Linked DNA regions of Homo sapiens: region 2 is linked to region 1. Evidence: chromatin loops called from intact Hi-C (ENCODE). Cell type or tissue: PC-9. All regions are shown on one strand. Each heading gives the region's core, and the rest is flanking DNA. Links, peaks and the distances in the headings are about the cores only.

Region 1 (5,000 bases), core at 1-5,000:
ATTTTACTTTATAAAAGGCAATGAAAACTTGTCCAAAGTCTGTGAATGGTAAGAATTGTGTGAATGGTAGATACAGGAACCTGGCTGGAGGATTTATATCCATGGGATTTAGAAAGGGACAGGTGATTGCCTAGAAAGTGAGAGTAACATTAACTCAGCACCCTCATTTCCAGGAACATATCTCACCACCACCCAACAGACACATGTGTAGACGCTTATGCTTATGTATCTGTGCTCTATCCTTCTGCTGAAAACCCCACAACATTCTGAAAATGCTAATATGAATAATGCTGAAGTATGTATGATTTCCACAGAAGCCGAAGAACCCCATAGTATTGGTGAGGTGTGCCAGGGCAGGAGGGGGAAGCCATCTTCTGTGCTGAAGGGGGAAGGGTGGTGGGTGACTGCTTAGAGCGAAGAATCCCCCAACACAAAACTACTTGTCAGATGGGCCTATACTTGCCACAGATTCTGAACAGTGTAAACCGCCTTTCGTAGGTGTGAGTAGACTGCAGGGAGCAAAAATCACTAGATTTATAAAGACAATCAGCAGCTCAAAAGAGGAAGACAGAGATAATTTAATGGGATTTGTTAGGGGAAAAGAATGAGAGATGATGGATAGAAATAGGAGTGTAATATCTATATAAAAGAAACTCGAAGTCGAGAATGGACAGGATGAGTTTGATATAACAATTGGTGCTGGGGCAGTTGACTAAGATTTAAAAGAAATTTCGATTCTCACTTTACCCTAAAGACTAAAAAAAAAAAAAAATCACAGTTTTAAATATAAAAACAAACTGAACTATTCAAAAATTATAAAAATAATGAAAGTATTTGAACAGAATATAGGAAACTTATTTTATTATCTTTACTAAGAAGACCTTTCGTACTTACCAGTGCATCAAAACCAAAAGCATGAACGAAAAAGAGATTGGATTCAAATATTTGTGTAGCCCCATAAACCTCATTATAAAACAAAGCTGAAAGGCAAATAACAGACTAAGAAAAATATTTCAACGTACATGACAAGGGGTTATACCCCAATATAAAGAATTTGTACACATCAGTGAGAAGACAATTTCTTAATATAAAATTAAGCAAAGGACATGAGCAGGCAGCTGAGAAAAGAAATACAACTAGCCAAAAATGTACTGAACCAAATAAGTAATCAAATTAGAAAAAAGATGTCATTTGTTTTCCTATCAGATTGAGCAGGCAGGCGTCTTCACATACCGTTATTAGAAGTGTAAATCTGTACAGTCCTTATTTGGTACCATGTAAACATGCCTATGATTAGTGATTTAACTTATAGTAATTTATTATTAGAAAATAATAGAACAAAATAAATAAAAATGATTGTGCCAAGATTTTCATTGAAGTTTTTTATAGTAGCAAAAACAGTCCACAAATTAAAATAATTGTAAAGTATCCAAACAACACTAGTTTGTTTGGATATTTGGATATTTTATCATTTAAAATGACACAGATTTATATACTTTTCTATAGAAAGATCCCTAAGCTGTATTGTTAAATTTTTTTTAAAGTTAAAACTCTATTATCAATATGATTCTGTTTTTATGAATGCACAGAAAAAATCTAGAGGCCTCTTTACCAAAGAGTGGCTATCTTTTGGTGGTGGGGGAAAGAACGTGAGAAGGATGGGATGGTGGTATATTATCAGTGATTTTTTTACTGTCTATACTCTATTGTGTTATTTGAATTTTCAATAAGTAAGTACTGAACACGCAATACTTTCCTCATAGGAAATGAAACGATGTATTTCCCATTTTGGCTTTAAAGGGGGAACGTTCATGATAAGCCTCTGTGCTGAGGTGAAATTCCCTTCCTCCCATCACACGAATAATCCCTGTACCTAACTTCTACTTGTCTTCATTCAAGACTTACCTTAAATTTTACCTCCAGAGAATCCTCCGTCTCCTCAGATTAAATCAGATGTCCCTCCACTATGCTCTTGTCATTCTGTTTAATTATTATAATTGTTGCCTTAAACACTAAATTATGATCTTGAGGGCAAGAATTTCTTGAGAGACTTCATATTTAAGCAGAGAGCATAGAGCTCATGATAAGGGCTCAATGAATGTTTATTGAATGAAGGAAGGAAGAAGTGAATGAATGGATGTTTAAATGATGAAAAGCAGGCCCTGACTTGGGTCTGATTTGTTGTGAGCAGCCTACATAAATTGGGCAATCCAACCACTATGCTCCTCAAAGTTATCCTGTCTTTTGAGAGATACTTAAGATCCTCTTCATTACAGTTGGGTGTGCTGGAGATCACTTCTGCTACCTTTACGGATTCTGCAAGCTGGTTACTGGGGATTCTTGGGACTCTCTCCTCTGCAGTTCTGATCCTCCACCCCTTTAGTGATCCGGCATAGTATGTGGTAATAGGAAGACTCTTGCTGTCACTACTTCAGCCTTAGGAAAGGTGTGCTCCTCCCATTCCAGTTGGAACTCAGTGTGTGTGTGAAGCAATATTTACAGACAGTGTAAAGTTATGTTTGTATTCCTATATAATCACAGCTACAGGAGAACTAACATAACCCTAAATTTCATTCATAACACAATTTGTGTGTGTGACAAAATGTATTCTAAATGTTTTAAACTGCCATATAAATTCATGATACTCAACTTTTTTGTCTATGTGTATAAATTAGGGACTACATGTAAGATCAGTAGGCAAACTTAACTATGTTTTGGATTTAGAGAAAAAAGTTCTCTATTTTTCCAGCTTTTTTTTTTTGGTTGGGGGTAAACTGCTTACCTCACAATTTTAGGTTGGCATATTTTATTATAAATCTTACATCATTATATCTTTATAATGACTTTAGAGACTGATGCAAGGCAAGTATGATATAATAATGCAGGCAATTATGGCCCAGAACATATGAGTTATGTTTGATATGTTAGGTAATCACAAATAACAAGTATTTAGTATTTTGGTCATTTAAAAAATTAAATCTCTTACATTAGATGATGTACACATTTTCTTTTTCATGAGTACAGCAAGAAGTTTGCCACTAGAGGGCTCTTAATACCACATTTTAGTTCATTTAAATGTGTAATACTAATAATATTATAGGTATTGGGTAATACTGTCTTCCCAATTACTATATCATGCAAACTTTTTAGAAAAGCCTAATTTAAGTGTAGCACATTTGTGAGAAATTTTTTTTCTAATGAGAATTACCTTCAGAACTACATTAGTGATCTAAGGGGCATGCATTATAGTATGTGGGTCTTTGAACTTTTAAAAGTTAAAGTAGTCTCTGGCTTTAAGATAGTTTAAGCAAACATATACAGGATTTAACATAAATATTTTATTTTATTTTATTTTATTTTATTTTATTTTATTTTATTTTATTTTATTTTGAGAGGGAGTCTCGCTCTTTCGCCCAGGCCGGAGTGCAGTGGCGCTATCTCGGCTCACTGCAAGCTCTGCCTCCCAGGTTTATGCCATTCTTCTGCCTCAGCCTCCCAAGTAGCTGGGACTACAGGCACCCGCCCCCGCGCCCGGCTAATTTTTTGTATTTTTAGTACAGACGGGGTTTCACCGTGTTAGTCAGGATGGTCTCGATCTCCTGACCTTGTGCTCTGCCTGCCTTGGCCTCCCAAAGTGCTGGGATTACAGGCGTGAGCCACCGCGCCCGGCCCATATAAATATTTTATATATGTAATGTATATGTTATTGGCAAACATTTACCAAATACCTGCTATTGATAAGGGATTCAACACGCTCTTGTTTTTAATGAGCTAACAATCTTGTGGATTAGAAGAGTAACAGTTACCATATCTTCTAATATATGCAATGAGAGAGATTCTACATGGGGGTTAAGAGATCAAAATAGGCTGGGCGTGGTGTCTCATGCCTATAATCCCAGCACTTTGGGAGGCCGAGGCAGGGGGATCACCTGAGATCGGGAGTTTGAGACCAGCCTGACCAACATGGAGAAACCCCATCTCTACTAAAAATACAAAATTAGCCAGGTATGGTGGCAGGTACCTGTAATCCCAGCCACTCAAGAGGCTGAGGCAGGAGAATCACTTGAACCTGGGAGGCAGAGGTTGCGGTGAGCTGAGATCATGCCATTACACTCCAGCCTGGGCAGTAAGAGTGAAACTCCATGTCAAAAAAAAAAAATAAAAATAAAATAAAAATAAACCCAAAATAAAAACAAATGAACAGATTGGAAGTCTTCTCTCATGAGGTAACATGAGCTGAATCTTTTGGTGTAGCATGGAGAAGTTTAGATAGGAAGGAAAGGAAGTTATTCTGGTCAGAGGGAAAAGTATGGAGACATGAAATAGCCTTAGTAATTTGGGATGTTTTGTGATCATCGTGGATAAATTAAAAATCCATGGGAATAAGTTATATAAAAAACCTAGCATCAGAGCTCCTTAACATTCAACAACCTTTAATGTGCCACAAATGTATGTTTTCAGTGCATTTCCAGGTCATACCCTGGGAGTTGTTCTCATTTCCTTACTCACTTACTGAATATTTATCATACGCCTACCTCTATGTGGTAGGCACCATTCTGGCCCTCGGGAGGATGGCTAAAGAACAAATAAGGCTCCTTCTCTCATAATTTACATACAAGTTAGGAGAAATCAACAATAAATAAGAAAAAGTAGAAAATACCATATAGTAATCATTCATGCACCAAATTAAACAGGATTAAACTGGGAGTGACTTTACATTGGGTAGTTAGGGAGGGCCTGTTTGATGGGGTATTATTTAGCCGAGACCCAGATGACAAGAAGGAATCAGCTATTTAAAATGAAGGTAAAAATAGTCTTCAGGCACAATTATTGCAGAAGTCATAAAACAGAAGTGAGAAGGAAGGCCAGCGACTGATGTATGATGGGCAAGAAGCAAAGTGGTATGTAATAAAGTTGGAAAGGGAGGCAGAAGCCAGATAAAGTCAGGCTTTGCAGGCCAGAGTGAGAATTTAGGCTTTTATTGTAAATGTAGTGGGGAG
Region 2 (11,668 bases), core at 3,493-8,492, 280 kb after region 1:
AGCAGGTGAGTTGAACAATTATCAAGTTAAAGAAGCAGTTTATGGCATTGAAGCATTCAGCAAATCTAATTTAATCTGACCTAATTTAGACCAGATGTCTAAATTTTGAAGACATTTTTATTTTACCAATATATTTGATTCTCTTTATTTCCCAAAGATTATTAAAGTCCCATGAATTAAAAGGTGTTAAAGTTTTTATTTTTCTGACAAAATATTCAATTTAAGTGCTTATTTTTCAAGCCAATTAATTAGAGCTCTTTTCTATGCATATCACACATACAACACACAAAAATACACAGACAGAAGACCCAGTAGCTGTTAATTTTTTCATTTGCCAGCTTTTAAGAATCTTAATTGGATTACTGGCTTCAGGGTGGAGCAACGTGTGGGGACAGAGCCGGGAAAACATGCAGTTTCTGGGGCCTAATAAACAGGTGCAGTTAGAAGGCAAAACAGATTCCCCAAAATTACAGATCTCATTTTTATATTGGATTCTGGATCCCAAAAAGAGGGAATCAGCCCATCCCCTCTGGGAGTTTTGGAAGGTGTAGAAGAATGTTTCCATACCTTCTAGGTGGCCAAGAGCATGCTTCTCTGATCCAAACGTGCACAGAGTGGGGTATTCCCCTATAACTGCTATTAGCCTTCCCTTAAAGCATATTTCCTGCCTAGTTATTACACACCAAGGTTAAAAGCTCTCCCATAATGCAAAGTAATTTCTGATACCCCTACAAGTAAAAAACATTAGGTAACACAATGCAAATCAGAGCAATGCCTTGGATTTTGAGAGGGATTTGCTTGCCTTCAATTCCTGGGGTTCCATGAGGAAAACAGATTTTTCCCAAAATGGAGCCTGTGGTGCTCCCTCAGTTTTTTCTAAGGAAGCCCAGGCTGTTAGAAATGATCTTAGGTCCTCTCAATGTGGGCATCAAGAGTGGCAAGAAAACAAAATGAGAAAAACAATTCAGTTGACTGAGAAGAAAAAACTTTTATCTAGAAAAAAATCAATATAAAACCTGCCAGATAGATAGATAGATAGATAATCTTGGACATCACTTTTAATTAAGCTGACTTTTAACCAAATCTCTTATTATCAGACTCTAGCCAGGACAAACAGCTAATATTTCTGGCTTTTGAACTTTACCAAAAGTAACCTCCCAGGTGAAACCAATAAGCCTTAACTAAGGTTATGATTTAACCACAGGTGTGGGAGGTATTTTCAAAGAGGTGGTAAGCAGTTTTTACAAGATCTGGAACCTCCAAACATAGCTCAGAGAAAGGAAGATTCAAGACAGGGAGTCAGAAGTTGTTCATGAGGGGAAGATAATTAATAAATGGCAAAGGTCACATAGATATCAAACCAGAAAGGACTCATTCCCGAAGCTAGGAATTGAATCCAGGCCACCACTGTGAAATAGCAAAGCCTTAGTTACTGAGCTGCAGTACTGCACAGTCTCCATTGCTCCTCCGAGAAGGAGCCTAGAGCAGCCAATTTTGAGCTTGCAAAGGCTTTTAACTGCTCAAGATAATTTTTAGGACTAATTGACAGGAACCCCAAAATTCACACCCTCTGGATGGCAGAGATCAGGAGAAAGTACCCCCACGTGGTTACAAGGTCAAGCTTTCAAGGACATAAAACAAGACGAGAGGGAAACTTCATCCAGTTTTTGTTTCAGGGACCTGCAGAAAAGTTTGTAACTGACCAGTTTGCGGGCCAGCTTGAAGACCAGATTTGTAGGATTCCTAGGCCTGCATTCTATCCTGTGGCTAGCTAGGGCTGCCATAATAGAATATTACAGACTAGGCAGCTTCAACCACAGGTGTTTATTTTCTCACTGCTCCAAAGTCTAGAAGTCCAAGATGAGGGTGCCTGTAAAGCTGATTTCTGGTAAGAGCTCTCCTGGCTTGTAGATGGCCACCTTCTCCCTATGTCCTCTCTGGGCCTTTCCTCTATCTGGCCAAGGGAGCTATCTCTGGTGTCTTTTCCTCTTCTTATAAGGACAGCAGGCCTATGGATTAAGGCCTCACTTTCATGTCTTCATTTAAGTTTAATTACCTCTTTAAAGGCCCGATGTCCAAATACAGTCACACCGTGGGTTAGGATTTCAACATAGGAATTTTAGGGACACAATTCAACCCATAATAGGAGGGCATTGGAAGGAGAGTGTTCCAGGCAGAGGAAGTAGTGCAGTAGAGCATATGGAAGTAGGAAAGTGAGGAGCAATGGAAGGGGTTCAGTATGGTTTGAGCGTGGGGTGTGTAGAGGGTGAAGGCTATTTCACCCAGTGCAGTAAGCTCTATCATCCACACCGGGGTTTTACAGTGGGAGAAAGGAGGGTGTTTATTTGCAGGTCAAGAAGCAAACAGAATCAGGGAGCTCATGCTTAAGACCTGAACTCCACAGTGGCTTACATGTAAGGTGCAGAGGTTACAGGCAAAGGCATCAATCAACACATGGAAGCCATATATTGGTTTGGCCTAAAAAGGTGGGATATCCTGAAGTAGGGGCTTACAGGTTACAGGTAAATCCAAATATTTTCTGATTTGCACATTGTTTAAGGAAGGGGATATTTGTCTAAAGATGGGATCAGCAGGCCAGGTGTGGTGGCTCATGCTTGTAACCTCAGCACTTTGAAAGGCTGAAGAAGGAGGGTAACTTGAGGCCAGGATTTCAAGACCAGCCTAGTCAACATGGCAAGACTCTGTCTCTAAAAAAAATAAAAAAGAAAAAAAGAAAAAGAAAAAAAATAAAGATGGAATCAGCAGAAAGGAATGTTAGGTCTGGCCCATGGGCGGACTTCCTCCAGACTTCTCAGAAAGAAATTTAAGACAAAGAATGGTGCCAGGCGTGGTAGTTCACGCCTGTAATCCCAGCACTTTGGGAGGCTGAGGAGGGTGGATCACTTGAGGTCAGGGATTTGAGACCAGCCTGGCCAACATGGTGAAACCCCATCTCTACTAAAAATACAAAAACTAGCCGGGTGTGGTGGTGCACGCCTGTAATCCCAGCTCCTCAGGAGGCTGAGGCAGGAGAATCGCTTGAACCTGGGAGGTGGAGGTTGCAGTGAGCCAAGATTGCGCCACTGCACTCCACCCTGGGCAAGAGAGCGAGACTTGAGACTCCATCTAAAAAAACAAAATGGAAAACAAAGAATGGTGATAATTCAGTCCTCAATTCCTTTTCTTTTTTTTTTCTTTCTTTTTTTTTTTTTTTAACTGCTCCTGCGGAGCAGGGCTACCTCATAGCCAGTATGTCCAGAGTTGTCTCAGTTCCCTCGTTATCTGTGGTCTGGAGGATCCATATGATGGTGATCCAGGTTCTGAAAAACAACTCTGGAACATCTGTTAAGATGTTATCTTTAGTTTCTATAGGAAACCAAACATCTTCTGACTCTGACCTCCTTGGTGATTATTTTAAGCTACTGTTTCCCTTTTTGCTTATCGAGTTGCTCATTTACTTCTCAAGGCTAGCAGGATGACTGGACTTTCTCTTGAAGGAACTCAAGCTGTTCCTTTATTTTTATGCTCAGGGGCGGGGGGCACTCAGCAGGTCCCTAAGAGGTATCCCCGCTGTGTCTCACTATGGGTGAAGGCTCAGCGGGAAGAAAGCTAGATACCAGTTGGAACTCTCTTAAAGTAAGGAGATCTTGGGTACTTTATTAATATTTTTTTCAAGCTTTGGTAAAGTATGAAATAACTCTGGATTAAGAGGAGAAGAACTAGAACTTAATAACCATGACATTTGGGCAAATTGTTTGAAGCCTCAGTTTCCTCAACCTAAAAATAGGAATTATAACTTTTTGAATTGTTCTGTTGTATGAGATAATGACAGTGAAATATTTTGGAGCCAAAAAGCAATGCATACTATTGGGGGTTATTATTATTTTTTGATCTTTCAGCAAGCCAGCTATAGTAGCTTTTCCTATATAAACACAGTATGAATTCAGTGCCCTCGCTTTCCTGACCCTCACAGCATTCAAGCCCTGTATGGACCGCTGAGCTCTCCCTTGAAGCACCCCTTAGTCCAGTATTCTTTACTATTTTCCCCTTTAACAATTTAAACTTCTTTCAAAACAACTGGCAGTAGTTTTTTAAAAAAGAAAACAGGCTACTCTTCAAATTAAAAAAAAAATTGTCTTGCTTTAGGAAAAATGTTCTTCTGTCTTTTCCAATTATCTTATTTCTTCTGCCTCTCATCTGCCTTGCCTAGGCAGAATTATTCTCAAGCCTGCACATGCTGCTGTGCCTCTCTGGCTTCTAGGCCAAAACATAGGCTAATAGTACTCTTCTCAGCTCACTGAGCTCTTTCCTGCCGTCATTCAAATCACCTCTGAAATCCTGCCTTTTGATAAAGTAATTTCTGACTGATCAGAGGAAAGTGATGATTTTCTCTGTGACATGTCTTTTTATTTTCCATCACACTCAGTGTCTTGTCCTTCTATGCAACATATCCATGTATTTAAAAACCCTTGTATATGTATTTGCCATGTATTTGTGAGGTATAGCTCGTGAAGTAAAAAAAGTCTTTATTTTTTTAAACACATCATCATTTCAGCTTCAAAGTCAATGTGGTCTCTTGAGAAGTTAAATATGCTGCATTTGAAATTTTATGTTTCTCATTTTTCATGTTTTTTTTTAAAGCCCCTTTTAATTCCTCATGTATTTGAATATTCCAGGAAGCTAGTAGAGTAAAAAGCCAAAGTGTTAAAGTGTTTATAAGGAATGTGACTCATCGAAATTGACTCACACAATTCATCAGCTATTGTCATCCATATGTTCTCATTATTTATGTGGCTTTTGCTTTATTTAATCAGATGACTGAACTTATCATCGTGGGATTTTGCTTGTAGTTGTTTAATATTATATAATAAAATACTCTTGTGTGAAACAAGTTAATTGACTTTTTTTAATTAAAAAAAATTTATGTGAGAGTCAGGAGTTACATGTGCAAGTTTGTTACATGGGTATATGTTGTGATACAAAGATTTTAGCTTCTAAGGATCTCATTGCCCAAGTAGTGAACGTAGTACACTATAGGTAGTATTTCTAAACACTTTTCCCCTCCCCCTCTTTTGGAATCCCTAGTGTTTATTGTTCCCATCTTTGTGTCTATATGTACCTAATGCTTAGCTCTCACTTATAAGTGCGGACGTGTGATATTTTGGTTTTCTGTTTCTGTGTTAATTCATTTAGGATAGAGAGACTCCAGCTGCAGCTGTGTTGCTACAAATGACATGAGTTCATTCTTTTTTATGGCTGCATAGTATTCCATGGTTTATATGTATCACATTTTCTTTATTCAGTCCACCATTGATGGTCACCTGGGTTGATTCCATGTCTTTGTTGTTGTGGACAGGGCTGTGATAAACATATGAGTGCAGTTACCTTTTTTTGTATAACAGTTCATAATAAAATACTCTTAACAGTAGCACAGAATTTAGATTGCTTTTCAGGCTAGAAGGGATAATTGAAACATAGAAAAAAATAATGACTCCTAAGCATAGAAACAGACCCAATCATAAAGCTCTCTTCCTCTCTTTCTGCCTAGTGTTAGATCTTATTCATTGTCTTAAAGCACTGTGACCATTTTCAGTGAAATCACAGTTTTATTCATGAAAAGACAATGAATTGGTGTAAGTAATCATTTGAGGATGAAGGTGACTAGTCTGTGATCAACACCAGTACTTGAAGTACTTGTAAAACATGAATTGACCTTGGTTAAATTGCAGAAAATAAAGTATTAGTATACATAAACACATTTTCTCTCAGCATTGAAAAGTTATAGTCTATAATTTACCTGCTTGCTAAGAATAAAAATATTACTTAGAGGTTTATCAAGACCTTTTTTCTACAAATGGATTTAATGTACAGAATTATTCCATTTTCTATCTGTGCTCTGTATACTACCACCTAGTGGAATAAAATGCAAATTTACCTGTCAAAATCAGGAGAAGAAAATGAACCAGGGGAAATTTATTTCAGGAAAAAATTTTCATAACACGTTATTGTTACTTCTTTTAGTATAATGTAGTTTGCATAAAATACATTAGTTTGGAGTGAAAAAAGTCCCAGCCATTTTTGTGATAGCTATTAAAATGCTATTAGTTTGTCCACAAATAAGCTATTCTATTCAGAAACTTAGAAGCTAGGTAAATTATTGAGATGATGCCAGCATATTATATCTCTAAATTATGTTAAGAAGCTTCTCTAAATTCCTCATCACTAGGGTGTATTAGTCCATTTTCACACTGCTATAAAGAACTACCTGAGACTGGGTAATTTATGAAGAAAAGAGGTTTAATTGACTCACAGTTCTGCAGGCTTAACAGGAAGCATGACTGGGAGACCTCAGGAAACATACAGTGGAAGAAGGTGAAAGGGAAGCAAGGACCTTCTCATGGCAGCAGGAGAGGGAGAGCACAGGGGAAGTGCCACACACTTTTAAACCATCAGATCTCAGGAGAACTCACTCACTCTCACAAGCACAGCAGGGAGGAAATTCACCCCCACGATCCTATCATCTCACACTGGGCCCCTCCTCCAATTTGACATGAGATATGGGCAGGGACACAAATCCAAACCGTATCATAGGATTTGTTAAAAAAATCTAACATGTTCTGCTTCAAGGCACCCATGAAATGAAGGTGTCATTTCTTAACTGAGAGGTTAAATAAAAGTGCAGAGATAAGATGGTTAAGTTTTATCGTAGCTGGGAAGAAAAGCGGGTGTGTGTATTATGCTTAGGTTTTTCCTCCCAAACAATGAAACCCAAAAAGGCAAATGAAGCTTTAAGGCGCTTTATCCTTTACTGGTAGGATGGTCCTCCTTTAATCTTCAGTCTCTGTTAAAGAACAAACACAAGCTAACAATCAAAACCTGTTGTTGCTTGCTGACGGATTTCTCTAACATAGTCTTCCATCAACCATCATAGGTTTGTTGTGGCCACCCAGGCCCTTTGGTCGTCATGTTCCCATGGAATGCTAATGAAATTACCTTCCCATTTCCTAAGGTGACATGCCTTTCAGATGGCATTGGTGTGTGCTTGTGTAAACACATTTTTTTGTGCTCATGAATATTTTACCTGCCTGATTTTGGTGATCTGAGTGTTGAGCAGTGGGTGAGGGATGGTGGGGCAATGGGTAGTAAGGGGAAGTTTAATTGAAGTTCAGATAAAAATATCCCTCCAGAAACATTACAAAGCCACAAAATCAGCTGAAGTTGAGTCTTCTATTGTAAAGATTCTCTTTCTTCTCCTGACAGATCCCCATTCCTATCCAGGTAGACCAGGCTCTAGTGAAGATTGGACACAAGTGGTTTATATCCCGAAGCTCTTAACCTAAGAGTCCTGCCTTGTTTTTTTACTTCATGTGGTCTTATATTGCTGAGGATAGCCCAGTGATCATTTCTACCTTAATATGTAGCCTTCAAAACGTTGGGTCTCTCAGTTTTCTTCCTTAATAAACAATGAACCCTAATTATTTATAACTGCTCTTGTGATGGAGGAATTGGCATGATTTTGCATTGTGGGCTTCTGGCTTTACAGTGTTTGTGGGAAAGATGGTCTTCTATCTTTGTTATTTATAAGTCATTCATTCCCTGTTTTTTTGAAGATATTGTTAAATAAAAAAACTTCAGCTGAATTAAATTTAAAAGTTTTTAATTGAGCAAAGAACCATTCTCAATTCGGGCAGCCTTCCCATCCAGAGTAGTCCCTGTGACTTCAGTGCAGCCACATGGTGGAAGAGGATTTATGGACAGAGGAAGGAAAGTGACATACAGGAAACAGAAAAGAGATTCAGAAACAGCTGAATTGGTTATAACTCAGCGTTTGCCTTATTTGAACATGGTTTGAACAGTTGGCCACGTTTGATTGGCCAAAACTCAGTAATTGGCACAAGAGTAGGCTACCATCTGTTTATAATGTCCACTTAGGTTATAGTTCATGATGTGCAAAGAAACCTTTAAGCTGAGCTTAAAATGTAATGAGGCAGCTGTAGGCTAAACTTGATTTAACAGTACTTATCCCTCTGTTGAAATTGCACTCTTGCTACCTGCTAGTTGATGTGGGCAGGTGTGCTAATGACACATTCGCCTGCACCTACCACCTGCTGAAGACCCTGCCATGTCCTGAAGCAGTCACTTAGGCTATGAAACAGAAGGATGAGTTAGAGAAGTAAATATTATATTTTACCCCCCAAAGCCTAAAACCATGTCTAGGTTCTCCCCTTTCTCAATTCCCAATCATGCAACCTTGAAAGGTGTTATATAGATAGTTGTTAGAAATATGTCTGTCCTCCAAAACCCTACTAACACGCAAAAATGGACAAATCTAGCTTTTTTGCTAAAATCCTAACAACTCAGAAAGCAAAGCAAAATGAAATGTATGTACTCCATTCTCAGGATTTCCTTCTTAAAAACCACTAGGCTTTGTGTAACTCAATTTTAAAAGTATGGTAATAGCTCCTGTAATTCGATGGCTTCTTCTGGGAGACAGATATAAATCTATTCTAGACTTTAAGACTGGTGTCCACATTTTAAGTTACAGTTGTATGTACTTCTACTTTGTTGCAGCCTTCTCTTGGAGTCAAGAAGCCTACCAAAGCCCTGCTCTTTGTACTCTTGAGCCCAGTGGGACCTTATTTTTCAAGTGGAACCTTTAATCCAGTGTCCCTGTGGGCCAATCCCAAGTATGTAAGAGCCTGGAAAGGTGGAACTGGGGACTGCAAGATGGGAGGGTAAGTAAATCTGTGTCTCTGTCTAAAGGAAAGACACCTTCATGACCATTTAGTTAGTGCCATTTCACTTCAGTATGAACACATATAATACTTTTCAAACTTTAATGCTCATTGTGTTTCATGGTTAATTTTCAGTTTAATCTTTCAGCAAGCCAGCTGTAGTAGCTTTTCCTATATAAACGCAGTATGAATTCAGTGCCCTCGCTTTTAGATGTGCTAGTTTAAAGGATAGCCCATGGCCCTTTGTAAGGGAGAAACACTGGATATGATATCTAGGGAAGAACTGAAGTAAGAAACTACAACAAGCATCACATCGGTGCTTTGGATAAACTTCCCCTGGGCGCTGGTCTCTGGCTGCAGGCTGACGGCTGGCATTAAAAAGCATCTGGTCCTGGGACCCAGGCTCTCAGTTGGCTCCAGGGAGTCATGTCTGGGGAAGGTGCCCGCTTCACTGAAGTGCTGTCTTCATTGCCACAGATTGTGGCCACACCTGCTGCCAACTGGCTGCGGGACAGCCCTGCTTTGGCTCTGTCAGGCCAGTCTCATAGGCCATATGTAGCTGGCAGGAAATAAAAGAGCATTTGAAAAGTGTTGGACGATTTCAGGGGTGGACTTGGCCATGAGTTGGGAATGCCCCTATGGGTGAACGAGAATAACTGGTTTAAGCAGCATGGGTTCTTGCTTTGCATGTATCAAATGGTGCTGTTTGCATACTCAGGGCAGCAGCTGTCCTAGAAGGTGACTCCATGGCAGTCTTGTGGGCCCTGGTAGGACATTTAGGTCCAGGAGGCAGGGGAGAGTCACATGACGTGCTGCTGGGGTATTAGAGGCAATGACCACTGGCTTTGACCCCTCTGTAGTCTTGCTGTATTTCCTTTTTCTTTTCTCTCCTCACCTACCCAAATTAAAAAAGAACGGTTATAAAAGTCATCCCCACTGGCAACTTTAGCAACTGCATTCCCTCAATGGGTAGAGAAATCCAAATGGAGTGCATTAAAACTAGGAAGTCTATTCTCCTTCTGGCTTAGAGCACACCTTCCTGTGTCCTAGGCTAGCCAGGTTGAAAACTCCTTTTTTTGACTCTTGATTTCTTTTTTTACTGGTTCAAACTTCTTCGCAGAGCATGTGCCTATGTACCACTGCATACCATATATATACCATATATAGAGAGTAAATAAACAGTCTTGATGAAAAGTAATAAGGAAAAAGTTTCCCTGTTTAAAATATTGCTTTCTAGCTCCCCGACCTGTTTAGGAAAAAGATAACCTGGGGACACAGAAATTGCAGGGCAATCTTTATTAACCGGTATTTGGGCAGGTTGTAATTTATTTTGTAAACAATGATTTAATGCACTATTGCAGAATACATGATCACTGTAGGCCAGTTAAAAATTAATGTTTTCAGTACCACACAGAGTGAACCCTAATGTAAACTGTGGACTTGTGGACCACACTAATGCAAGATGATAATAAGAAGAAAAACTGAGAGGGTGTTCGGGAAGGGGTATAATAGGGGAATTCTGTTACCTTTTGCTCAATTTCTCTGTGAATCTAAAAGTACTCTAAAATAATAAAATCTATTATAAAAATATTTGATTCATTAGGCTCAGGTGGACTATGATCCATGGAAATTGACTTGAAATCTCTTAGGAAAGGAAGAGACCGGAGAAGAAAGTATTGAACTCATAAATTAAAAATGGCAAGAGGGAAGGTGGTAACCAAAAGGATGGGCATTTAACCTATATGCCTATCACTTCCAAAAAGTTCTAGGGCCGTCTCCTCCTATGCTTCTGACCTGGAGAGGTACAAGGGGAACAAAATATTCCGCATTTAATATTATCCTGTTGAGTTGGCAAAGACATTTGGAGTCAACTTTAGTTTTGTGTATTATTACATCTGTAAACCTAATTAAGTCAACAGTTACCCTTGACACCTGTAGTCAACTGGTATTATTAAATAACTATTGAGTCTCATAAAGTCAAGAACTTTCTGCTTTCTATCTAAGTGAATCTAGGGCAGAGACTGAGCATCAGGATTCTTTAGCATGCAGCCAAGCTTGAGAAGCACTGAGCTAGAGAAAGGTCTTGCACTGTAGAAACAGCTTTAGTTCCAGGTGATTCCTTGGTTAATTTGGGAGGAATAAGGCTTTCTGTCACTCTCTCTCTCTTTCTCTCTTTTTCTCTCTCTCTTGCACATGCACACGTGCACACACACACACAAATTATCTCTCTTAGTTTTTTCTTTTTTCCTTGCATTCTGATTCTGCATTTAAGAGTACAAGCTTTGAAGTCAGAAAGACCTGGCTTAAAAACCTAACTGTCATAATGGTGCGTAAATGTCGTTATAGATTTGTCCAAACCCATAGAATGTACACCAGGAATGAACACTAATGAAAACTCTAGACTTCAGGTGATAATGGTATGTCAATGTGGTTCATTAATTTCAGCAAATGTACCACTCTGGTGTGAGGCATTGGTAATGGTAGAAACTATTCATTTGGATGGGGAGAAAGGGATATGGGAAATCTTTGTACTTGCCTTTCAGTTTTGGTGGGAACCTAAAACTGCTCTGAAAAAAACCTGAAGTCTTTAAAAACAAACCAACCTAATTGCCTTGGGCATGTTACTTAACTGCTCTATGTATCAGTTTCCTCATTTTTAAAGTTGAGGCAATAATACCTTGCACAGATTAAGTGAGATAATAGAAAGTGCCTAGGATAGTACTTGGCATATAGAAAGCTCTCAGCAAATGCAGTATGATAACCTAATGGTTAAAAGCTTGGGTTTAGGAGTCAAATGTCTGGGAGTTACACACTTAACTATCTGTGAGATCTTCTACAACTGAATCCTCTCTCCAAGTCTTCCAATGAACAATAAAGTCTAGGGTTGTTTTTAGATGACTCAATGAAATAATGTAGTTAAGTACTTAGCACCC

The links. A loop is a pair of places that touch in the nucleus more often than their neighbours do. Peaks named below come from ENCODE experiments on the same cell type or tissue, not always from the same donor. Only the 100,000 strongest peaks of a DNase experiment are listed, where the experiment ranks them.
Region 2: it touches region 1 in a loop (20-fold over the local background); 20 of 110 quality-filtered maps call a loop at or near these places.

The regions. Positions count from the first base shown.
Region 1 is chr12:25,128,927-25,133,926 of GRCh38, reverse strand. All of the region lies in intron 9 of DNAI7 (dynein axonemal intermediate chain 7), which reads left to right. Among named protein-coding and RNA genes, the nearest start is that of DNAI7, 64 kb to the left of the region's middle. In PC-9, for the core only: CTCF peaks have their summits at 2,841 and 3,040 (motif pointing right); no DNase peak of the experiment used is centred there.
Region 2 is chr12:24,846,853-24,858,520 of GRCh38, reverse strand. It overlaps BCAT1 (branched chain amino acid transaminase 1), which reads left to right. Exons shown (of 11, transcript NM_005504.7): 6 at 8,572-8,735. Among named protein-coding and RNA genes, the nearest start is that of BCAT1-AS1, 33 kb to the right of the region's middle. In PC-9, for the core only: a CTCF peak has its summit at 5,861 (motif pointing left); a DNase peak (open chromatin) is centred at 4,750; H3K27ac peaks cover 987 bases.